Linked DNA regions of Homo sapiens: regions 2 and 3 are each linked to region 1. Evidence: chromatin loops called from intact Hi-C (ENCODE). Cell type or tissue: pancreas. All regions are shown on one strand.

Evidence for each region. Peaks named below come from ENCODE experiments on the same cell type or tissue, not always from the same donor. Only the 100,000 strongest peaks of a DNase experiment are listed, where the experiment ranks them.
Region 2: a loop joins it to region 1, with 31 times the contacts of the local background. A loop is called at or near these places in 95 of 110 quality-filtered maps.
Region 3: a loop joins it to region 1, with 4 times the contacts of the local background. A loop is called at or near these places in 10 of 110 quality-filtered maps.

Annotation. Positions count from the first base shown.
Region 1 is chr6:134,169,256-134,177,255 of GRCh38, reverse strand. SGK1 (serum/glucocorticoid regulated kinase 1) reads left to right here. Exons shown (of 14, transcript NM_001143676.3): 4 at 2,670-2,745; 5 at 3,176-3,251; 6 at 3,690-3,794; 7 at 3,899-3,982; 8 at 4,102-4,233; 9 at 4,482-4,594; 10 at 4,940-5,063; 11 at 5,524-5,619; 12 at 6,078-6,233; 13 at 6,341-6,430; 14 at 6,821-8,000. The coding sequence ends at 6,988. Among named protein-coding and RNA genes, the nearest start is that of SLC2A12, 120 kb to the right of the region's middle. RefSeq lists silencers at 1,431-1,725, 1,652-1,931, 2,042-2,441 and an enhancer at 1,802-2,303. In pancreas, a CTCF peak has its summit at 3,130 (motif pointing left); DNase peaks (open chromatin) are centred at 745, 1,565, 1,865, 2,275 and 2 weaker places; H3K4me3 peaks cover 5,883 bases; H3K27ac peaks cover 8,000 bases.
Region 2 is chr6:134,819,103-134,827,102 of GRCh38, reverse strand. All of the region lies in intron 2 of LOC101928277 (a long non-coding RNA gene), which reads left to right. Among named protein-coding and RNA genes, the nearest start is that of ALDH8A1, 130 kb to the left of the region's middle. In pancreas, a CTCF peak has its summit at 3,974 (motif pointing right); no DNase peak of the experiment used is centred here.
Region 3 is chr6:134,460,973-134,468,972 of GRCh38, reverse strand. All of the region lies in intron 2 of CT69 (cancer/testis associated transcript 69), which reads left to right. LINC01010 (long intergenic non-protein coding RNA 1010) reads right to left here. Exons shown (of 3, transcript NR_038217.1): 2 at 4,124-4,232. Among named protein-coding and RNA genes, the nearest start is that of CT69, 14 kb to the left of the region's middle. In pancreas, no CTCF peak of the experiment used is centred here; no DNase peak of the experiment used is centred here; H3K27ac peaks cover 2,946 bases.

The DNA.
Region 1 (8,000 bases):
TTTGTTTTTGTTTTTGTTTTGTTTTTGTTTGTTTGTTTGTTTTGAGACGGAGTCTCGCTCTGTTGCCAGGCTGGAGTGCAGTGGCGTGATCTCGGCTCACTGCAACCTCCGCCTCCCGGGTTCAAGCGATTCTCCTGCCTCAGCCTCCCGAGTAACTGGGACTACAGGCGCACGCCACCACGCCTGGCTAATTTTTCTATTTTCAGTAGAGACGGGGTTTCACCATGTTAGCCAGGATGGTCTCGATCTCTTGACCTCGTGATCCGCCCGCCTTGGCCTCCCAAAGTGCTGGGATTACAGGCGTGAGCCACTGCGCCCGGCCCCAGTAAATGCTTTTTATAAGTGTGGGCACTGAGCAAACTTTCCCAGCCAGACTCCAGGAGAGAGAATGTGTTTCCCTTCTCTCGGTTTGGGGCTGTTGCAACAAAGCAAACCAAGGAGTTGAGACTAGAGCTCACTTTAGGGCAAGTGGGGGTGGTTTTGCCTGCAAAACAAACCCCTGCCCAAGACCAAGGAAAAGGCGTTTCACATGCTATTCCTGGTTTGACAGCTGGTATTTCGGGACTGTGCCAGATCCAGTAGGCAACTTTAAAATGGCAGAGCCTTTGGTAGCAAGAGGTCATGGCAGGGCAGCCACCGCAGACAGCAACAGCGAGCGCCAGGTACCTGGCCCTGCGAATAGTGGTAACTTGTAACTGCCCGCTCCGGGCCCAGTCGCCGTGCTCGCGGCTTCCCGGCCAGCACTGGCTCACGTCCCCGCGCCGGCGGTCAGGCTGCGGCTCCCAGACATCCCCCAGCCGCGGGGTTACTGGAAGGCACCGGCATCGCTGTTCTGCAGAGCCCGGGCCGCCGCCTCGAGCTTCCCTCTCTTCCCTGCCTTCTGCAGCGGAGTCACCCGGCTAATCTTTCAGGATAAAGTCACAGTTTATGTGGGACTCACATAAAGAGCGAGCGAGGTGGCAAAACTAAGAAGCCCTGGGGCAGCCTTGAGTTAAACCCAGGGAGGGTAGGGACGATTTTAAGACCATGTATCATGACCTGCAGGGTTTTCAGGTGGGACAGCGGGAGAGGAGCAGGCCCCACAGAGGAATCGAGGATGCCCGGTTCACGCCAGGTCTGCCCCCGGGCAAAGCTACCCCTCCCTTCGCTTGTTACCTCCTCACGTGTTCTTGGCATGGCAGAGATTAAAAATGCAAGGAAAAAAATTACATGCGGAACGGACAAAATGTTCTCAGAGATTACTTCAGAAAAAAAAAAGTGAAATGCAGATTGTACTTCTTCCTTTAGTGCAGAGACGACTTTTATTTCCGCCCCCTCCCCTCCACATTCCTGACCTCTCCCTCCCCCTTTTCCCTCTTTCTTTCCTTCCTTCCTCCTCTTCCAAGTTCTGGGATTTTTCAGCCTTGCTTGGTTTTGGCCAAAAGCACAAAAAAGGCGTTTTCGGAAGCGACCCGACCGTGCACAAGGGCCATTTGTTTGTTTTGGGACTCGGGGCAGGAAATCTTGCCCGGCCTGAGTCACGGCGGCTCCTTCAAGGAAACGTCAGTGCTCGCCGGTCGCTCTCGTCTGCCGCGCGCCCCGCCGCCCGCTGCCCATGGGGGAGATGCAGGGCGCGCTGGCCAGAGCCCGGCTCGAGTCCCTGCTGCGGCCCCGCCACAAAAAGAGGGCCGAGGCGCAGAAAAGGAGCGAGTCCTTCCTGCTGAGCGGACTGGGTAAGCGCCGCCGCCGGCCCCGCTGGGGGCTTGGCTCACTTCCCCAGAGCGGCTTGGAGGCAGGGGCCGGCTTTCGTCGGAGTTCTCGGGGCCGGGGTCCCGGCGGCGGGAACGGGAGGACCTGGCGGGCGAGGTCGCGCGCGCAGGCCTGCGCCCCAGGGATAAACCCCGGAGGGTGGCGCGCACCGCCGGCTCGGGTTGGGGAGGAGGGTGGGAGTCCGGCCGCAGGACGGCGCCTGGCCGGGGAGAGGGTATCTGCAGGGACAGTGAGCGAAGCCACCGTGGCCGCCGCGCACCCGCCGGGAAGCGCTTCGGCGCTGCGAACCCGGCTTTCTCCGGCGGCGGAATAAATGAGAGAGGTGGAAAACTACCCCGGGCTCTCCGGCCCTCCCCGCGCCCTCCGCCGGCGCGTTCTCTCTCTCCTGCCCCAGGAGCCGATGGAGACTGATAACGGCCCTGCGCCAGGCCGTCCCCGGGCGGTCCTCGCGCCCCCGCCCGGGGCTCGCCCTCTCAATGGGGACAGAACCGCCCGCCGCAGGCAGCGTAGCCGCCAGCAAACCGCGAGGCGGCCGGGGCGGGGCGAGGGGCGAGGCGAAGGGCGGGGCCACTTCTCACTGTCGCGCAGGCCCCGCCCCCGCGGCGGTGCCTTTTTTATAAGGCCGAGCGCGCGGCCTGGCGCAGCATACGCCGAGCCGGTCTTTGAGCGCTAACGTCTTTCTGTCTCCCCGCGGTGGTGATGACGGTGAAAACTGAGGCTGCTAAGGGCACCCTCACTTACTCCAGGATGAGGGGCATGGTGGCAATTCTCATCGGTGAGTGCAGGAATCTTGCGGGACTTCTGCTCCAGGAGACGCAAAGTGGAAATTTTTTGAAAGTCCCGGATCAGATTAGTGTGTGTGGCGCCGGACGTTATGAAGCCGTCTAAACGTTTCTTTATTTCTCCTCCTTCATCCACAGCTTTCATGAAGCAGAGGAGGATGGGTCTGAACGACTTTATTCAGAAGATTGCCAATAACTCCTATGCATGCAAACAGTAAGTTTGACCGGATTTGAGGAAATAACTAGTATAGTTTGAATTTGCCAGCGGTAAACATTCTCATCACGGCGTTTATCGGGAAGGCGAAGACTTCTTCTGGGGTGGGGATCTCATTTCTCCTTAAATTCTAATATATTTGACACATTTTAAACATTAAAGTTAATTTGCTGATTTGGCTTGAACTGGAGATGTAAGATAAATGGTTCGTGTTGGCCGAATTCACGGCCTTTCTCCATGAGCAACAATCCTTATTTCTGTATTTAATGGGGTTTATTATTTTCTTTAACTGACTAATGTATTGGGGTATTTTCAGTTTAAACAGTGAATTATCCGGGTAGAAGTCGGTAGAGCCAGAAACTCACTTTTGATGTTGGTGTGCCCCCTAGTGGCGAGCTGGATTCTAAATCGTGCCCTTTATTCCCTGCAGCCCTGAAGTTCAGTCCATCTTGAAGATCTCCCAACCTCAGGAGCCTGAGCTTATGAATGCCAACCCTTCTCCTCCAGTAAGTTTTTGTATGTGCCGTGCATCTGTGGAGAACTGTAAGGGAGTCAGTTAGTATTCCTACATTAATGGATTAAAATAGCATTTCTAGAAATTAGTATCAAGGCAGGAATGCTTCATTATGGCATAACAAGTGATATAAATATTTAAGTATTGAGTCAGAGTATTATTTTATTTTTTTCCTGGGCATATTTTACCTCCAAAGTGGTTATTTTAAAAGGCATATTTCATAAAAAGGTTTTATCTGTCTGAAACAACATGACTGTGTGCAGTTTCCATACTCATTTGAAATGTGATGAAATGTAGTTTTGAATGTTTATAGATGTATGGTCATTTGCATCAGTCATTTGTAGATGTAACATTTTCTACATCGTTTATGTTATAGATGTCTTCCTTTGAAGCAATGGTATTAAAAGAAATTCTTTTTTTTTTTTTCTAGCCAAGTCCTTCTCAGCAAATCAACCTTGGCCCGTCGTCCAATCCTCATGCTAAACCATCTGACTTTCACTTCTTGAAAGTGATCGGAAAGGGCAGTTTTGGAAAGGTAATTTCAAATCTGAAGATCTTTTGGTACACTTCCTTCATGTCCTCTTTTGTATTCTCCCTGGATGAGGATAGAAAAATGATTTTTTTAAATTGAAATTTCAGGTTCTTCTAGCAAGACACAAGGCAGAAGAAGTGTTCTATGCAGTCAAAGTTTTACAGAAGAAAGCAATCCTGAAAAAGAAAGAGGTATGAGATGTGCTTGATGGGGCTGGCATTGGCGGTAGACACTCCTTGAATAATCTTGATTCTGGAATGTTGGTGCCAAGTTGAAACATGCCACTAAATCTGAATCGTCATTTTCCTAGGAGAAGCATATTATGTCGGAGCGGAATGTTCTGTTGAAGAATGTGAAGCACCCTTTCCTGGTGGGCCTTCACTTCTCTTTCCAGACTGCTGACAAATTGTACTTTGTCCTAGACTACATTAATGGTGGAGAGGTGAGCAGGGGGGATAGAAGTCAACTCTTAGTGTCTCTGCACAGCCTGCTTTGTTTTAGTTTGAGAAAAAAGTTTTCAAAGATTTTTGGTGGGGAGAATGTTACCAGAATTAGCATTTCCTTCAACCTGTCAGGTTTATAGTTAATAGATTACTTGGGGCCACTTCCTGCAGTTGTTCTTTTGCTGTGTATGTCAAAACTAATTAAATTCATTTGCAACCCAGAATGACTTTGTTCTGTCTCCTGCAGTTGTTCTACCATCTCCAGAGGGAACGCTGCTTCCTGGAACCACGGGCTCGTTTCTATGCTGCTGAAATAGCCAGTGCCTTGGGCTACCTGCATTCACTGAACATCGTTTATAGGTAAGCCTGAGAGCTCTTCAGGCTACCAGTTTTGGTATAAAGGAGACGTAGCACTGGCTGTTTCATAGGGCCTTAAAATAATTTGTGTTTATTTGCAACTTGGTTGCCTAAAACCAGATCCCCTAGCACGTGAGCTGGCTTGACTTAAGTGCCAAGGGGGAACCAGCCAAGTAGGATTGTGCCTAATCCAGAATAGATGAGCAGAACAAGGGCTCCCTTTTTTCTTCACTACACAACTACAGTGAACCTAAAATGCCTCTAATACCTTTAGCAATTATCTTTAAGAGGATATCTTATGAAGTGAAATTAACTTGTGCAACTACTTTTCTATTCACTTTTTTACAGAGACTTAAAACCAGAGAATATTTTGCTAGATTCACAGGGACACATTGTCCTTACTGACTTCGGACTCTGCAAGGAGAACATTGAACACAACAGCACAACATCCACCTTCTGTGGCACGCCGGAGGTAGGCGCTGTCTTGGTTTGGTGCCTGGTTTACCCCCGCCTTCCAAGAGAGAGATGTACAATCATGCACTTAACTACCAAAAAGAGTAAACTCCTCTCAGAGACTTCTTAATACAGTTCAGTGCAAATAAAATACATTTGCTGTTTGATGTAGCATGAGAAATCCCAAGTCCTTCTGTTCCTTTACTGAAAAGTAGCTGTTTGTAAGTAAGATCTGCATCATAAAAACTTTCTAAATCCCTAAGTAAGAGATATCAAGTGCCCAGCAGTTTCCTAAATGTCAGTACACATAGGTAGCCAGTCACCCTCAAAAAGTCCAGCAGTTTTATCAGGAAGGAATCTAAAGATATCTATCTTCCAAGCTGGCTCTGGGTCTCTCAGCTTTTTCAAACTAAATGTGTGGTCGTGGGATTGCTTGCTTTCGCAGGTTCTAAACGCTGTTTCCCTGGTCTGTTTTTCAGTATCTCGCACCTGAGGTGCTTCATAAGCAGCCTTATGACAGGACTGTGGACTGGTGGTGCCTGGGAGCTGTCTTGTATGAGATGCTGTATGGCCTGGTGAGTGGCACATTGGGAACCATGGAACACTGCCTGCTCCCTACAATATTGCCTTCACACAGCCCATGCTTGGCCATGGTGTCTTGCCCTTACCAGTACGCTTATCAAAAGCAGCTAAGAGGCATATTGGTTATTTTATAGTTCATAAGAATAATCACTTACCTGGTTCTTTTGTGCATTTCACATTTTACTAGATAGGACCACATTGAACCTGTGTGGTGGTGAAAAACTACCACTTATTAACATCTACCCCCTCACCCTCCACACACACACACACAAACACACACACGGGTTGCAAAGTAGACACTTAAATAGCAAGGGAAAAGAAAGCATTGAGGTGGGGAGAGTTTCTCAAATCGAGCCTAATATTTATTGCCGTTTATATCTTTTTCTCTACTGGTAATGTGTGCCATATGAAACTTCCAATTAAGTCTAAAGTAATTTTCCCCTTCTTTCAGCCGCCTTTTTATAGCCGAAACACAGCTGAAATGTACGACAACATTCTGAACAAGCCTCTCCAGCTGAAACCAAATATTACAAATTCCGCAAGACACCTCCTGGAGGGCCTCCTGCAGAAGGACAGGACAAAGCGGCTCGGGGCCAAGGATGACTTCGTGAGTGATGTTTTCCTGTCCTCCTGGGCCGGCCGGGACGTGCACTAGACCTCCCTGCCCTTATTGAATGCACCTGTCTAAATTAATCTTGGGTTTCTTATCAACAGATGGAGATTAAGAGTCATGTCTTCTTCTCCTTAATTAACTGGGATGATCTCATTAATAAGAAGATTACTCCCCCTTTTAACCCAAATGTGGTGAGTATCTGTCTCTCTTCTAAGTATAGAGAAGCCCAAAGGGCATTTATTTTAATTCAGAATTGTCTGGGGGAGGGTTGGAAGGAATACATTGGCAGATGTTTTCTCCATAAACCTGTTATTTTACCTACATAAAAAGCACATTTTTGTGTCCCAACAAGGCTCCCATAATTTTTAGACACATTTATCAATTCGAAGCACCAAAAGGCAACAAGTGAACATTATTCTTATGTTTAACTGTGTGTAGCCTTTTGAGATTTTGTGCTTGAAGTGGGTGATTATGGAAGTTGATATAAGACTTAAACTTGGTATTTAAAGCCTGGTCAAGATTTCCCTGTCCTGTGTCTAGTGTGAGTTCTTGACAAGAGTGTTTTTCCCTTCCCGTCACAGAGTGGGCCCAACGACCTACGGCACTTTGACCCCGAGTTTACCGAAGAGCCTGTCCCCAACTCCATTGGCAAGTCCCCTGACAGCGTCCTCGTCACAGCCAGCGTCAAGGAAGCTGCCGAGGCTTTCCTAGGCTTTTCCTATGCGCCTCCCACGGACTCTTTCCTCTGAACCCTGTTAGGGCTTGGTTTTAAAGGATTTTATGTGTGTTTCCGAATGTTTTAGTTAGCCTTTTGGTGGAGCCGCCAGCTGACAGGACATCTTACAAGAGAATTTGCACATCTCTGGAAGCTTAGCAATCTTATTGCACACTGTTCGCTGGAAGCTTTTTGAAGAGCACATTCTCCTCAGTGAGCTCATGAGGTTTTCATTTTTATTCTTCCTTCCAACGTGGTGCTATCTCTGAAACGAGCGTTAGAGTGCCGCCTTAGACGGAGGCAGGAGTTTCGTTAGAAAGCGGACGCTGTTCTAAAAAAGGTCTCCTGCAGATCTGTCTGGGCTGTGATGACGAATATTATGAAATGTGCCTTTTCTGAAGAGATTGTGTTAGCTCCAAAGCTTTTCCTATCGCAGTGTTTCAGTTCTTTATTTTCCCTTGTGGATATGCTGTGTGAACCGTCGTGTGAGTGTGGTATGCCTGATCACAGATGGATTTTGTTATAAGCATCAATGTGACACTTGCAGGACACTACAACGTGGGACATTGTTTGTTTCTTCCATATTTGGAAGATAAATTTATGTGTAGACTTTTTTGTAAGATACGGTTAATAACTAAAATTTATTGAAATGGTCTTGCAATGACTCGTATTCAGATGCTTAAAGAAAGCATTGCTGCTACAAATATTTCTATTTTTAGAAAGGGTTTTTATGGACCAATGCCCCAGTTGTCAGTCAGAGCCGTTGGTGTTTTTCATTGTTTAAAATGTCACCTGTAAAATGGGCATTATTTATGTTTTTTTTTTTGCATTCCTGATAATTGTATGTATTGTATAAAGAACGTCTGTACATTGGGTTATAACACTAGTATATTTAAACTTACAGGCTTATTTGTAATGTAAACCACCATTTTAATGTACTGTAATTAACATGGTTATAATACGTACAATCCTTCCCTCATCCCATCACACAACTTTTTTTGTGTGTGATAAACTGATTTTGGTTTGCAATAAAACCTTGAAAAATA
Region 2 (8,000 bases), 650 kb before region 1:
TTGTTCCTTATCCCACTGGGTGTTCACTTGATGAATGATGAATGGAATGCTAGCCTTGACATGAAATACTGCAGTAACCACATTGGCCAGTGCACCACATCATATGATTTTAGCTTTTAGCTCTCTGTGAAATATCTGGCATTCATTTGGATAAAAATGTCAGCCCAGACACATATCTTGTATTATCTATTGCCAAGGCCTGGAAAATGGAGTAGAGTTTTGCAAGACCTGGCAATTGAATAAATATAGCTAATAAGAGAAACAAGAGCAGGAGTGGCTGGGTTGCCTTTTGAGTCAAGATTTTAGCAAGGAGATACTCTGCTTGTATAAGCAAAGCAGGAATAGGAAACACTGACCAATTTCGGAAACAACGTTCTTCCCCTCCCCCCTCTTTCCCCCTTCCCTCTCCTTCTTTTCTTTCTTTCCTTCTTTCATTTCTTAGAGACTGGGTCTGGTTCTGTCACCCAGGCTAGAGTGTAGTGGTGTGATCATAGCTCACTGTAGCCTTGAACTCCTGGGCTCAGGCCATCCTCCTACCTCAGCCTCCCAAGTAGCATGTGCTACCACACCTGGTTAATGTTTTTGTCTTTTTATTTTTGTGGAGATGGGGTCTCATTTTGTTGCCCAGGTTTATCTTGAACTCTAGCTTCAAGTAATCTCCCCCGCCTTGGCTTCCCAAAGTGTTGAGTTTACAGGCATGAACCACTGCACCTGACCTAGAAAGCTCTTACAAAGAAATGCTGACCGGGCGCGGTGGCTCATGCCTATAATCCCAGCACTTCAGGTGGCTGAGGTGGGTGGATCATGAGGTCAAGAGATTGAGACCATCCTGGCCAACATGGTGAAACCCTGTCTCTACTAAAAATACAACAATTAGCTGGGTGTGGTGGCACACCTGTAGTCCCAGCTACTCGGGAGGCTGAGGCAGGAGAATCACTTGAACCCAGAGGCAGAGGTTGTAGTGAGCCAAGATCGCACCACTGCACTCCAGCCTGGAGACAGAGCGAGATTCCATCTCAAAAAAGAAAGAAAGAAAGAAAGAAATGCTGGCCTCTAAATAACCAAGTTAGAGTTGGTTGCCATGATTGTCTTTTAATGACATCTACGTACTATCCTTTTCTGACATCAAAACCGACCCTGGCCGGGCGCAGTGGCTCACGCCTAAAATCCCAGCACTTTGGGAGGCCGAGGCGTGTGGATCACGAGGTCAGGAGATTGAGACCTTCCTGGCTAACATGGTGAAACCCCATCTCTGCTTAAAAAAAAAAAAAAAAAAAAATTAGCCAGGTGTGGTGGCGGGTGCCTGTAGTCCCAGCTACTCGGGAGGTTGAGGCCAGGGAATGGCATGAACCTGGGAGGCAGAGCTTGCAGTGAGCGGAGAGCTCACCACTGCACTCCAGCCTGGGTGACAGAGCAAGACTCCGTCTCAAAAAACAAAACAAAGCAAAACAAAAAAACTGACCCAATGGTCCCATAGACAGTTCTTTTTGATAAACATAGAAATTGACCTTTCTAGTCTTAAAGCTTGAAACTAATATTCGTTTTATCTGAGTTCCTTTCTTATGAAAGGACTTTCATACCTCTCAAAAAAAGTATCAAAGGACTGAAATTCACGAAGTCACCAGATCCAGACAATGAGATGCCTGACCCCTCATTCGTCATGATTTCTTCTTTGCCCCTCCCTAGTTCCTGTTTTCTTACACATTGTTACATTTTTCTCCCTGCTATATAAACCCACGTTTCAGTTGATAAGGGAAATGGATTTTTTTTTTTTTTTTTGAGATGGAGTCTTGTTCTGTCACCCAGGCTGGAGTGCAGTGGTGCAATCTCAGCTCACTGCAACTTCCGCCTCCCAGGTTCAAGCTATTCTCCTGCCTCAGCCTTCCAAGTAGCTGGGACTACAGGTGTGTGCTACCATGCCCAGCTAATTTTTGTATTTTTAGTAGAGATGGGGTTTACCATGTTGGCCAGGCTGGTCTCAAGCTCCTGACCTCAGGCAATCTGCCTGCCTCAGCCTCTTAAAGTGTTGAGATTACAGGCATGAGCCACCATGCCTGGCCAGGGAAATGGATTTGAGACTGAGCCCCCATCTTCTAGGATGTAGCACCCAATTAAAGCCTTCTTCCTTGGCATGTCATCATCTCAGTGATTGGTTTTCTGTGCAGCCAGCAGCAGGACCTAGACTGAACCCTTGGTGTTTCGGTAACAACATCAGTGTGATTGATGTCCTCATGAAACCAATGGAATCAGAATTTCCTAGAAATCTTTACAAAGCTTTTGCTTCTCTCATGTTGTATTCTTCAGTCCATGGTGGTTTACATTTGCCTCTTTTATCATCTCTTTTAGTCTGAAAATTTTCTGTTTCTCGTATTAGTGCTTTCAAATAGATTGCCTATTGGATTATTTTCTCATTTATATAGCAGACTCGGATTGGATGGGGGGATATGATTAAAAGACAATTACATATATTTAATACTTTTAGAGGATTTATACAGGAACAAAAATCAGAGGAAGACCTACAAGATTTTCTAATTTAAAAATTTTTAATTATTCTAATAAGCATTTCATGCTCTTAGCTCTTTACTATGAAGAAATGGACTGGGAGCCAACAGATCTGAGTTCCTGTCCCTGCATTGACAAATAATTCATTTTCAGAGCCTGTTTCACAAGCCATGAAATAAGGGAACCATTTTATGTAGAAAGTAGCTTCAAAACAGCTGGGATGAATAAAGTACTTTATTACCTGGAGACTTCAAACACAGTTTTTTTGCTGTGGCCCATAATTTGATAGTGTCTAATTGCATCTAAAATCCAAGTTTTCGGCCAGGCGTGGTGGCTCACACCTGTAATCCCAGCAATTTGGGAGGCCAAGGTGGGCGGATCATGAGGTCAGGAGTTTGAGACCAGTCTGACCAACATGGTGAAACTCCATCTCTACTAAAAATACAAAAATTAGCTGGGCGTGGTAGTGTGTGCCTGTAATCCCAGCTACTCAGGAGGCTGAGGCAGGAAAATCGCTTGAAACTGGGAGGCAGAGGTGGCAGTGAGCTGAGATCGCACCATTGCACTCCTGCCTGGGTGACAGAGTGGGACTCCGTCTCAAAAAAAAAAAAAAAAGTTTTCTGCGATGGCATCTAAGCATCTTTCTGTTCCAGTCCTGAACTGCCTTCCACATCACTTCCCACCCATCTTCTTGGGCCCTGATCCTTTATCACATGCTGTACTCTCAGGACTCCTGACCTTTGCTTCTGCTGTTCCCCCTGCCTAGCATACCACACCCATTTCTTTAGAAATCAAAGGCCCATCTATCTCCTTCAAAACTCAGATCTAGTGTTTCCTCTTGCATGCAGCTTTTTCTAACCTCAGCAGAATGAATTTCCCCCTTCCCTTTGTGCTTTCTCATAATGGAACATTTATCATATGGGATAATTACTTGTTACATGTTTTGTTTTCTATTTAATACCTCCTAAGTTTTGACTGAAGCTTGTCCACATGCTTGGTCACAGAACTGTCCTGGGAAATTCCCTGATGAATTATTTCAAAAGCAACCAAAGTGTCCTAACTTGATGGTAGCAGGGGAAAAACAAGGATCATCTCAGTGTGGCTGAATGAAAAGCAGTATCTATCTGGATCTTCATAAATGATGGAATTGATTTGCCACACCATTTGGTAAAGGCCTGAAGCCGTGGTTAACAGGGTTATTTTGATGAAAACTTGAAACAAAAAACACTCAAAGGACAACAGCCCCGGTGGCCCTTGAGGCAAATGATTGATTCCTGGGGCTATGTTGGAAAGTTTGGCAGAGAAGAGACTGAAATATGCTGTGGGGTGAGGAGGTTGTAGGAGGGGGCCCCACTGGGAGATTCTTGGGCTTTGGAAACATGGGGGAGAGAAAATGGTCCAGAAATGTTGTCTTGGGAAATTAGGGACAGCAGAGCTAGGGATAACAGCATGTCTAGAATACGCTGATAAATTTCCACTAGATGACGCTGTTTCCTCATTTGGCGAATGAGATTTATTACCCTACCCCTACCGGCCAACCTAAGCCCCGGACCACGGACCACGGACCACAGAGGCGTGAGAGCCTGGAGGCCTGGGCTCTAGTTCCAAATCTGCCCCTCCCTGGAATGAGGCCTGGAAGGAACAGACCTCCAAGATTCCCTGAGATTCCTCATTTGTAAAACAAAGAAATCCTCAACCAGGTGCTTTCTAAAACTTCTCCAATTACTTTTTAAAATACGTTTTATTTTTCCATTTTAATGAAAACTGTGGGGATATGTATTGCCTTTTATGTAAATATATACTTGTCATACAGAAATATCAATTTTTATTTAACCAAATCTCATTTAGATAATTAGACTCTGTAAAGCATACGGGGCAAGAATCAAATGAATAACAGTATACTTGTACACATTGGTATGCCTCCTGGGCCTAAACATTTCCCATTTATGTATGCAGTGAATTGTAGAGCTGGAAAGAATCTTAGAGGTTATACAAATAGTTCAGTCTTTTACGTATCTAATATCTAAACATAAGCTTCTCCAGGGGAAAAATTCTATTATTTTTTTTTCCATGATGAATTTTTTTTAGGGTCTGTAGTTGTAGAACTATGTCCTTGTGCTTGAGGCCAGCTCTATACTGAGTTCTCTCATGCAGGTTATCATTTGACGCACGACTTCCGAAGCTCGCTTAAGTCATAACTGAATCATTGAATGACATCAAACACCTAGCTGTTGTGTTTGAGCTCCTTTTTTTTTTTTTTTTTTTTGCCTACTCTTGTGATATGGGTCTGTCCAGCAGTGCTTCTCTCTGTTTGCTTCAGATGTTTTCAGTTATATGGAAATTAAACTCCAAGGGAAGAATATGGGGTGGATCAAATTCTGTAACTGTGTCAATCCCTGCCCCCTCCCCAGAGGACACATCCAGATCCATGTCTCTGCCTCGTGTTTACCATCAGTGGAGCCCAGATTGTTTCAACACATAGAAAGACCCACTGCTTTTCCTGGCAAGTCCTGAAGGTCATTTGTTTGCTGCTTTTTACGGTAATTGCAACAACCATTTATCCCCTTGTAAACAAATAGTGTGCTTCTAACCTATGTACCACAGTTAAAACGTTATCCCAGTAGGACAAGAGAGTTGCTGACAAAGAGAACTGGCAACATAGGGGGGAGAAAGAAGCAAGGCGTAGTCTGTCTCTTACAAATGTGGGTCATATATATTTCTGTCTGAAGGAGATGATGGACTTCAATTTTGTTCTTCCAATTCCTTTCTATACCCCAGTGAGAACAGTTTTTAGTACATATTTAAGTTCTTTTGCTTTAAGAAGAAAGATAAGAATGATAATAATCTCTGAATGTACCAATCCGCTGTTAAACCCCCTCCACCACCCACCAAATAACTCCTCTCACTAGATCAGTTCAGCCCCAGGGTTCATAGTTAACAAGGCTTCATTAGGGCTGAAAAAAAAATTGCCTTTGCTTCCAAACACGGGTTGAGCTCTGATACGGCCTCAGCAGGGAACAGATTTCCCCCTTTTATCTCTTTGCTTCACTGGTGTGTAATCTTGTCTTTTGGAACGGTGGTAATCAGAACAAATTACCTAGAGTGGGGAATAAAAAGACTTCACAGTCATTGTGGGTAATTTTTTGTTTTCTTTAACAATTGGTACCTTCCTTTAGTAATTGAAAATGATCCAAGAAATCTCTATGTACTTCGTAAGACTTTCCTAAGCGTGCCAGCTAAAGCTTTTAAGGTGGTAGAGATGGTTTCAGCGAGGGCTTGGAAGCTCCAAAAAACCAGAAACTTGCCTTGTTGCCTGGGTCCCTCAACAGGGATGGCCAGAGTTTCTTGAGACAATTGCTGCTGTGGTCTGGAAAGAAGCAGAGCCATGAAAGAGGAGAAGGCTTTGTGGCATGTCTAGGCCCAAATTCCAGATGCAGAGTTTAGTGTGAACAGCGTGTCCCTCCCAATCTTGAGAAGAAGATAAAGAATGGTGCTCCTCTAGGATCTGCCCTCGGTTTTTGTTGGGGGCTCCAGTCCCACTAGACCTGGGTTATTGTCAGAAAGGCAGCCTCACAGTACCTCTGCCACTCAGTGGGGGTCTCTGCGCCTGCTGCTTCATTCATCATCCCCTGCCTCTCCCACGTGCACTGGAAAATGTTATTTGCTTCTTGAGGTTCAGAGAGATGAAGAACATGCCTGAGTTCACTAGCATGAAGCAAGTGTTAGAACCTCTGAGAGACTGAAGGGTTGGGGGTGAGGGTTTATGACATCCATGGGGATGCTTAGAGGAACATCTGCCATGTCAGGTGTCATTTCTGAAGCTTCATACTAGATGAATTTGAGATGTGTGGAAATAGGAACAGCCTATTTGTGAGGTTACCTTCCTGGGCAAAGCAATGTTATCCAAGATTCACTCAGAAAGCCGCAAGAAGCATGCTGGAGCTAGGTGTCAAGAGGAGGTTTATGGCATGTCATTAATGGAAAGTCAGGTGGAAAAGAGCTAACACTTCTCAAGGTATCATCCTTCTGTGTCAAAGTCTCTGCCTCTACAGGACTGTAAGTATGTGGGTTGATAACAGCTTCTAGTGCCTTGAACATGTTACCAGTGGTTGAATGAACAAATGAGCAGAAGTTGGAGATACCCTCATTAGGACGTAGGATGTTCTGAGCCTTAGGTTATCTAAGACTAAGGAGTTTATGAGATGGACTATATCTGCAAAGTCCTGGAGGACTTTAAGAGGTGATAAAGGCTCAGTTGTGTGTAGTAGTAGGGATTTACATAAGAAAAATTTTGGATGGCAACTTAAACTAGGTCAGCATTTTTTAAGGGGGGGTAAGGACATGTGTATGTTAAGAAAAGTGGATGTAGTCTCAAATCTGGGTATGTCTAAGTGGGAATTAGTGCAAGTCGTCTCTGCAGGCATACTTAACCAAAATGAGAAATTAGGGAGCTAGGAGAGTTTAGGGTCTGAGGTGTAATCTTCAGCTGAGACACTGGGTGCCTGCCAGCAAGCTCAGTCATTAAGGGACTGAATTCAGGGTAGAAAGTCCAGCCATGGGTGCTGTGGACTCCAAGTTCAGAGCAGAGTAACCACTTTTATTGTGGTTACTAGACCAAGTTCAACATAAGTTCCAATGTCTCCTCTTTTCCCTTGGAACAATGCAGAAAGTCTATTTCCTTCTTGAGTTACTCTAAGGCTTGGTGTTTCTTATATTCATTTCTAGCTTCCTTTAGTCAAGCCAAATTGTTAATATGCTTGACCAAAAATGATGGAAAAATCAAGATAATAGTCAGAGTTGAGTAATTTCTAACATGAGTCAAAATATAAAAATTATTAGACTGCCCATGAACATAAAAACAGTAACATTACCAACATCAGTTCAAACACAGCATCACAAAATAGAAGTATATTTGTAAATTTTAGCAGCTGCGACTGAACTACATTTTCCATGTATTGATAAAGCAGCCTGGGCAAAAAAAGAAATTATGAGTCACAGGGATGTCTGTATCAGACTCAGAGTAGTACGTCAATTTCTAAAATTGATCTTGAATATATTTATGTCAGAGTCATCCCAAGATGCTTCTGATACGAGTCTTGTGCTAGAGAGTAACATGACTTTGGAGATGTCCTAACCAGGGTTATGAGAAACCCTCTTCTATTTGCCATGGTGATGGTTCAAAGCACAGTTCATCTGGTTCACAAAAAGCAGTTGATCCCTGGTTGGGTCAGAGAAGGGCTGGTGGAGGAGATGAAGAAAAATGAGGGGGGAGATTGTCTTGGGCAACTCTGCTGAGCAACTCCTTGAATTTGACCTGTGGTTCCACCCTTCTTAAATTTCTTCTGAGAAAAGAATACTGGCAGAATGTTGACAATTACTGAAGCCTGGTGGCAGGTGAAGGAGGTTCATTAGGCTATCTTTACTTTTGTTTAACAATTTCTATTATGAAAGTTAAAACATTTCTTCAAAGTAGTTGGTAGGATTTTTTTTTTTTTTTT
Region 3 (8,000 bases), 290 kb before region 1:
TCCTCTCTCTTTGTATGATGCCTATCTGCCTTGGCACTGTCCAGACTGTATGCCCTTAGAAGCAGCTCCTTGCCTGCAGCTGTGAGGTGTCTTGTTTGCCATCGACCACCTGTGCTATGTGCACACTCAGCTGGCATTTCTGCCAAGAAGCTAAAGTCAGGAACACCAGCAATTTCAAATATGTAATCAGGTTTCAAATTAAAGTCCTTGTGCTTCTGGTATATGGGAGTGTTCCCAGAAAGAGTGGGGGTTCTGCTGTCACTCTTCTAGCTGCTGTGTAATTTTTTTTTTTTGCAAGGCACTTGGTATGTATCTGGCTTTAAAACTGACATTGCCAGGCATCAGAAGTTGAGAAGTTTCGTCCTTGATTTATTTGTTCTCGTTTGTGTTCAATTATGATTAGAAGTCACCTCTACACAGCTGCTCTACAATTTGTACTGCATTTGCTTCTGGGATTTCTAACCGCACTGTTCAGTGGAATAACATTAACAATATGAAAATGAAGTCCGTTTTTATAGTGCAGTGGATAGTGTTTTATTAAAAATGGCTAACAGCTGTAATTTGTAGGTAGTTAACTCATGTGAAGTTTAACTTTAGCATGTATTTTTCCCTAGGAAAATATTTTATATAAACAGAAAGACAAATGTGAAAAAGTAAATCAAACCCAAAACACACCTACCAAAGTAATTCTGATCACAATAGCGACATCTCTGCTGCTGCTATGTTTCTGGAAAAAAAAAAGGGGGCTCCCCACTTTAGTCTGGAATGATAGTAAGTAATAAAAAGAAAATATATAGCTGTCGATGTTTTTGTTTTCTTTTCTTTTCCCCACAATAACAAGGACTTCATAGACACAGATAAGCTACATGTTCTTTTCCAAAAATTTCCTGCAACAGAGTTTTCTGACAGGGTCATATTACAATTCTAAATGTGAATAACACAGCAAAAAGAAAAAAAAAGGGTATTTTTTGGCTGGTACTCATGGGTATTAGTTTGCACTCTTGCAAGCTAACTGAATATCCACAGACCTTGTGTAGAGTCCAGAGGATGGCTTTGATGCTCTTTCTGCTACAGGCTGGTTTGGGTGCCTGAGTTAGAAGTGTTAAAAGGGCACAGAAAACAGATCTCCTGATTGGCTTCTTTTTCTGAGCACCATTACCTAGGGCACAATTGTGAAAGAAGATATCAGGAATGATAAGAAGACAGGATCATACCTCAGGGAAAAAAGAGACCAGTCATAACTACAGATGGTGCCTCTAATGTAAAGGTGGCTACAAATGTGTGTGAAGAAGTGGATAGTATTCTCGTTTTGCAGTGCCTAGAGTTTAAAATTTAGTATAGTAGGGTCTATGGATATTCCATTAGCTTTCAAGAGTACAAACTAATACCCATGTGTACCAGCCAAAAAAAATCCTTTTTTTTTTTTTTTTGCTTTTTGCTGTGTTATTCATATTTAGAATTGCAATCTAATCCCTTCTGAAAACTCTGTTGCAGTAAACTGTTTTCCATTATTCTTATCATCTTCTAACATGCCATTTGATATGTTAGAAATATTAAATGTTAGCCTGTTCTTTATTTCCTGCACACTCTTCCTCCCCAACCAGAATGTAAGTGCCGGGGAAGCTTTGTTTGCTTTATTTACTCCTCTGGCCCTAACCCTAGATCAGTGCCAGGCACATAGTTGTCTGTTGACTTAGTAATGAGTAATCCATTTTAGTCCTGTGTTTCTATGAAGCTGATTGATAATAAGCTTATAGCTTCTGAAATTATATTATATTATTCTATATTTATTGAACACCAAAGGCAAAATCTCTATCTTTTTATTTCAAGGTACAGTGCAGACTGCTAACACTTGGAGAATTTTAATGTTATTACTTGAAGTGAGTTGAGGCTCCTAATTGGAGAATGACTGGTTGGTTATCAATTTAACTGCTTGTGAGATTGTTAGTTTTTTGAGTAGAGGTCAGGAATAACACTGCAAGAGAATATGTTTTCCAAACTCCTCCTATAAATGCACCATCCAATTAAAGAAAGCTGAGATAACATTACTTCAAGGCACTTTCAAAAAAATGATGTCAAATTTTGCACACAAGTGGAGTGCTGCTTTTATTTCACATACGTGCTCATATCTGTTTTTAATAGAATGTTGATAGAGAAATCTTGTTACTGCTGGAAAGAAATGAAGAACAAATGTTCTCTTACAACTTGCAAATTTCAACCAGTAAGTTCTGGGTTTCTTGGACTAGTGAGCATAAGTATCAGCTAGTGTGTTTTCTAAAAAAAGGTTTGTTTCTGGGCCCATATTCTGGGAGCTTCTGATTCAGTAGGTAAAAGCAGGGTGCAGCAATCAGAAATGTTTATAATTATGCCATGGGATTTGGATGCAGGTGGTCTGCAGACTTCACTTTGAGAATAATAAAAAATAAGAACCCTGATTTGTGAAAGGTCCTATAGGATCTTGGTTTCCTCTTGAGCGCAACTGTTACTAAATTATAATTCAGGTACCCAGCTGCCAGGTGAATGGCTTTATGTTTTGATTATAAGAAAAGTCAAATGGCCAAGAAACTCTTAGAACACGCTTTACAGTTCTAAAAATGTTTATCTTTTCTATTCTTTAATTGACTGAGGCTTCTGTTTAGGTTAATGCCACAAATGTTGATGCCACAAGAGTGAAGTACAGAAAGAAAGTTCATAAAAATATTTATTTGGCATCTGGCAAACTATAAAATATTTTCTCACATGTTACCTAATTTGATTCTCATGGTAGCTCTGTCGGGGAGTCAGGGCAGGTATGTGTTAATTTTGCCTATGAGCAAACAGAGGTCTGAAGAGGTTCTAACTTGCCCAATACCAGATAGTAGAAATAAACAGCAGAGAAGCCACTCCTCCTGGGACTGCTCATGCCTAGGTTATGCAGTGTTGGTTCAACTACCTTTCATGGTCCCCTAATATATCCAAATATATTCCTTAATGTCTTTCTCTCCTGACTCTTTCATCTCTAGAGACATTGCATAGGGAACATTTAACACTGTGCTCAGGAGGAAAAGGAGGAGGGTTGGATGCTATTGTGTGTTCAGGATTAAATGAGATAATATATGTGAAAGTCTTTGTAGTTATAAAATATTATACATATACAAGCATATATTATTATTGCATTGTATATTGCATATTAGATTATTGCTTATCCTTTTCAGAGCATGACTGCATCATATAGGAAACTCTTGGCCAGGCACAGTGGCTCATGCCTGTAATCCCAGCACTTTGGGAGGCCAAGGTGGGCGGATTACTTGAGGCCGGGAGTTCAAAACCGTGTCTCTACTAAAAATAGAAAAATTAGCTGGGTGTGTTGGCACACGCCTGTAATCTCAGCTATTCGGGAGGCTGAGGCACGAGAATCGCTTGAACTGGGGACATGGAGGTTGCAGTGAGCCAAGATTGCACCACTGCACTGCAGCATGGGTGACAGAGCAAGACTCTGTCTCAAAACATAATAATAACAATAAGAGAAATTCTTGAAACTTAGAGTTTCTGAGAAAAAGAGTTACCAACAATAAATTTAATAATACATTTTTAAAAATTGAGGAAGGAATACATGCAGAAATAAATAATAATTTAAAAGATAATGAGAAACTAATTAGAATAAGCTGAAACATGATTGAAGTTCGGTTGTGGGAGGAGATAAATGACTCATACTGAAAACTACCTAAAATAGCACATACAAAAGCGTTTATAAGCTTAGAATTTCTTATTTTATTTTCTCAGAATATTTCTGGTAGTTAAATTTGAGGCTTCCTGCGATGTGGGCATCTCAGAGGAACCATATAGATTGGCGCTTGTACTACAAAATATCCTAAGTTGACTGGGTTTAAATGTGGTTTTTTAAATTTACTTTTATTGTCATTTTCCCCACTTACCCTGACTTGAAGCTCATGAAAGTAGTTTTTATATCCTGAAGTCAAGGAGGCATTGTTCAGCCGCATCATTTGCCTACTTCTCATAGCTTGAAAGGGGAATAAAAGGCAGATTGCCTCACCACCTTGCTATTTTAGTCTCCTGATGTCTTGTGGTCTCGGCACCTCTCCCTGCTTGTAATTCCATATTGCTAGTTGTAATCAAATCCTACCTTGGAAAGGTCAGACTTGAGCAGGAAGAGTGCAGTCATTCCAACAGCTGTCGCTCTGGGCTCTCCCGCTGTGTCACAGTGTGAGGCGTGTGCACCACTGCACTCCAGCCTGGGTAACAGAGGGAGACTCCATGTGAAAAATAAATAAATAAATAGAATAAAATAAATGAAATAAAATTTCTTTGGAATGGCTACTTTCTCGTCTTCTTGAGCTTCATGAGGGGCTTAAAAGCAAAGATTATTTTTCTGTGACATTTAATGGCAAATACAGATAGAAAGAAATACGTTTAGGATGTTCCAGGGGTTCGAAAAACATGTTCATCCAGGCCCACTAATTTGGTCTTTTTCTTCTTATTATTCTTATTCTCACTCTTCTTTTGTTTTGGACACGGGGTATGACTCTGTCACCCAGGCTGGAGTGCAGTGGAGTCATCACAGCTCACTGCTGCCGTGGCCTCCTGGGTTCAAGGGATCCTCCCACCACAGCCTCCCAAGTAGCTGCAACTACAGGTACACGTCCCCACACCTGGCTAATTTTTGATTTTGTCTTTGGGTAGAGATGGGGTTTTGCCATGCTGTCCAGCATGGTCTCAAACTCCTGGACTCAAGCAATCAACCTGCCTTGCTCAGCCTCATACAGTGCTGGGATTAAAGGTGTGAGCTACCATGCCCAGCCTAATCTGGTCTTTAAAACCAGAAAGTTATCAAAATATTTCAAATTCCTTATGGACGCAGAACTTCAAGCTGAAACATCCTTTCTAGGCTCTCGTTTACACTCCATTTTACTTCCATATTTGAATAATGTTTTTTTTTTTCTTCCTTTTTTTTTTTTTTACCCTTTTTGTGTCACAGTATAAATAATCTTTAGAAGGATAAGCCTCTGCTGACAATAGAGCTCTATTTACTAAGTATCTACTATATACCACACCCTGGAGCAGGACCACCAACATTATCTCATTTGGAATTCTTAATCGCTAGAGATGTTGTTTACCATCTTGCAGATAAGGAAATGAAGATCAGAAAAAGTAGGTAATTTGCTTAAAGCTACAGGAATGAGACACAAAAATGTGAAGTCAGGTCTATCTTACTCCAAAGCCTGTGCACCATGTTTGAGTGTAAGCATATGTGTGATTTGTTTTAAAGAGATAATACGCCTCTATTTGTTCCAGCTTCTCTACTTGCTAATTGACCACATGCAAGTCACTCGACATCTTACAAGGTCAGTTTCTTTGACTGGAGAATGGGAATGACAATTCTTTTTTTTTTTTTTTTTTTTTTTTTGTCAGACGGAATCTCTCTCTGTCACCCAGGCTGGAGTACAATGGCGCGATCTTGGCTCACTGCAACCTCTGCCTCCTGGGTTCAAGCAATACTCCTGCCTCAGCCTCCCGAGTAGCTGGGACTACAGGCATGCGCCACCATGCCCGGCTAATTTTTTGTATTTTTAGTAGAAATGGGGTTTCACCATGCTGGCCAGGCTGGTCTCAAACTCCTAACCTCGTGATCCGCCCGCCTCGGCCTCCCAAAGTGCTGGGATTACAGGCGTGAGCCACCGCGCCCGGCAGGAATGACAATTCTTATTCCTTGCACTTTATAGGATTATTGAAGAAGTAAAACGAGAAGACATAAATGGTGGCTTCTAAGAGCACCCAAACACTTTCAAATCACAGGTGTGCATTAGTGAAGGTTAGGTTTGGCTGCCCATGGTAGAAAATCCAAAATGACTGCAGCTTACACAAAAAAGAAATCTACTTCTCTCTCAAGCTGGGCACAGTGGCTCACGCCTATAATCCCAGCACTTTGAGAGGCTGAGGTGGGCACTTGAAGCCAGAAATTCGAGACCAGCCCGGCCAACATGGTGAAACCCCATCTCTTCTAAAAACACAAAAATGTTGCTGGGCATGGTGGGACACGCCTGTAATCCCAGCTACTCAGGAGGCTGAAGCAGGAGAGTAATTTGAACCCTGGGAGGTGGGAGTTGCAGTGAGCTGAGATCATGCCACTGCCCTCCAGCCTGGGCAACAGAGCAAGACTCTGTCTCAAAAAAAAAAAAAAAAAAAAAAAAAAGAAATCTACTTTTCTCTCACATGAAAGATGACCTGAAGAAAGCAGTCCAGGGAAAGTGGGCAGATTCCTACCCATCTGGTCCTGAGAAACCTTCAGTCAGGCCACTGTCTTTGTCCATAGGTCACCTCGTGGTACCAGGTGGCCCCAGTGAAATGGTCTACTGTATTCAGCACATAAAGAGAAAAGTCAAGAGAAGAATGCACTTCCTAGGCTGAAGCGGGTGGATCACTTGAGTTGAGGAGTTTGAGACCAGCCTGGCCAATGTGGCAAAACCCCATCTCTGCTAAAAATACAAAACTTAGCCAGGCATAGTGGCGCACCGCCTGTATTCCCAGCTACTCGGGAGGCCGAGGCAGGAGAACTGCTTGAACCCGGGAGGCAGAGGTTGCAGTGAGCCGAGATCCCACCACTAGACTCCAGGCTGGGTGACAGAGTAAGAACTGTCTAAAAATAAATAAATAAATAAATAAATAAATAAATAAATGAATAAATATTTTTTAAAAAATGCACTTCCTTCCTAGAAATTGTACACAAAATAGTTCAACATTTCCTTTTTTCCCATAATCTTAGGCTACCTACTGAGGCATATAGAGACATGAAAATTATCCTCAGATGAGAGGATTAATAAGGCTTTAAATGCAATGTGTCATTTTTCCTCTATCAGCATAAAGTATGCTTTCAGAGAATTTCTGAAAGAGGATACATGTCAGATATTATCCTCATTTCACAGGTTGTGTAAGTGAAACAGAATGGTCATAGGGCTTGTTTCAAGTCACACAGTTAGTGGATGAAAAACATTACAACGAAGACATTTGATAGTTATATGATAGTTATAGCTCCTACACAATTTTTTTTTCACAAAACAACTATGCAGAAAACATAAAATTAACCCAATCAACAGGAGAAAAATCAAACATCCTGAAAACTGACTTGAATTTGGCTTTGGGTAAACATAATTGAAACCAAGGTTGTTTCCAATAAACTGGAATGCTACAACCCAAAGTCTTGACAAATTGGAGGTAGAGAGAAATAAAAATTCTAGCTATATACTCACTCACCTTGTCTTTCGTTTTCATTTTTATTTTAACAACAACAACAACAAAAAGCTGTGTAGCCTCTGACTATTGACTGTGGTGCAATCCCCAGCTCCTTACCATTAGTGATTGGCACCTGACCAATGAATGGCATGGCAGCAAGCAACCTCATGATTTTGAGATACATGTAGAAGCAACCTCAAATTCGCATAGCCTATATATGGCTATAGCACATTATTTTAAACCTAAAAAGCGCACTATAATATCATAAACATTGTACACAGAATTTAGGCTACATTTTTACATCGAATAAAACATCGTACACAGAAATTAGGCTAAAAACACAAACTCGGGCCAGATGTGGTGTCTCACGTCTGTAATCCCAGCACTTTGGGAGGCCGAGACAGGCAGATCGCTTGAGCCCAGGAGTTCGAGACCAGCCTGGGCAACGTGGCAAAACCCCATCTCTACAAAAAATACAAAAATTAGCTGGGCGTGGTGGTGATGGCCTATAGTCCCAGCTACTTGGGGGGCTGAGGTAGGAAGATCTCTTGAGCCTGGGAAGTTGAGGCTGCAGTAAGCCGTGTTTGCACCATTGCACTCCAGCCTGAGTGACAGAGTGAGATCTTGTCTCAAAAACAAACAAAAACACACAAACTCCAAGAGTATGGCGGATGCCTAGGCTGCATCTCCTAGACAGCCAGAGGTCACCATCACTCCCCTACCTGGAGATGACTTCAAAGCAACTTGAACGCTGTCTGCATAGCTTCCTCCCA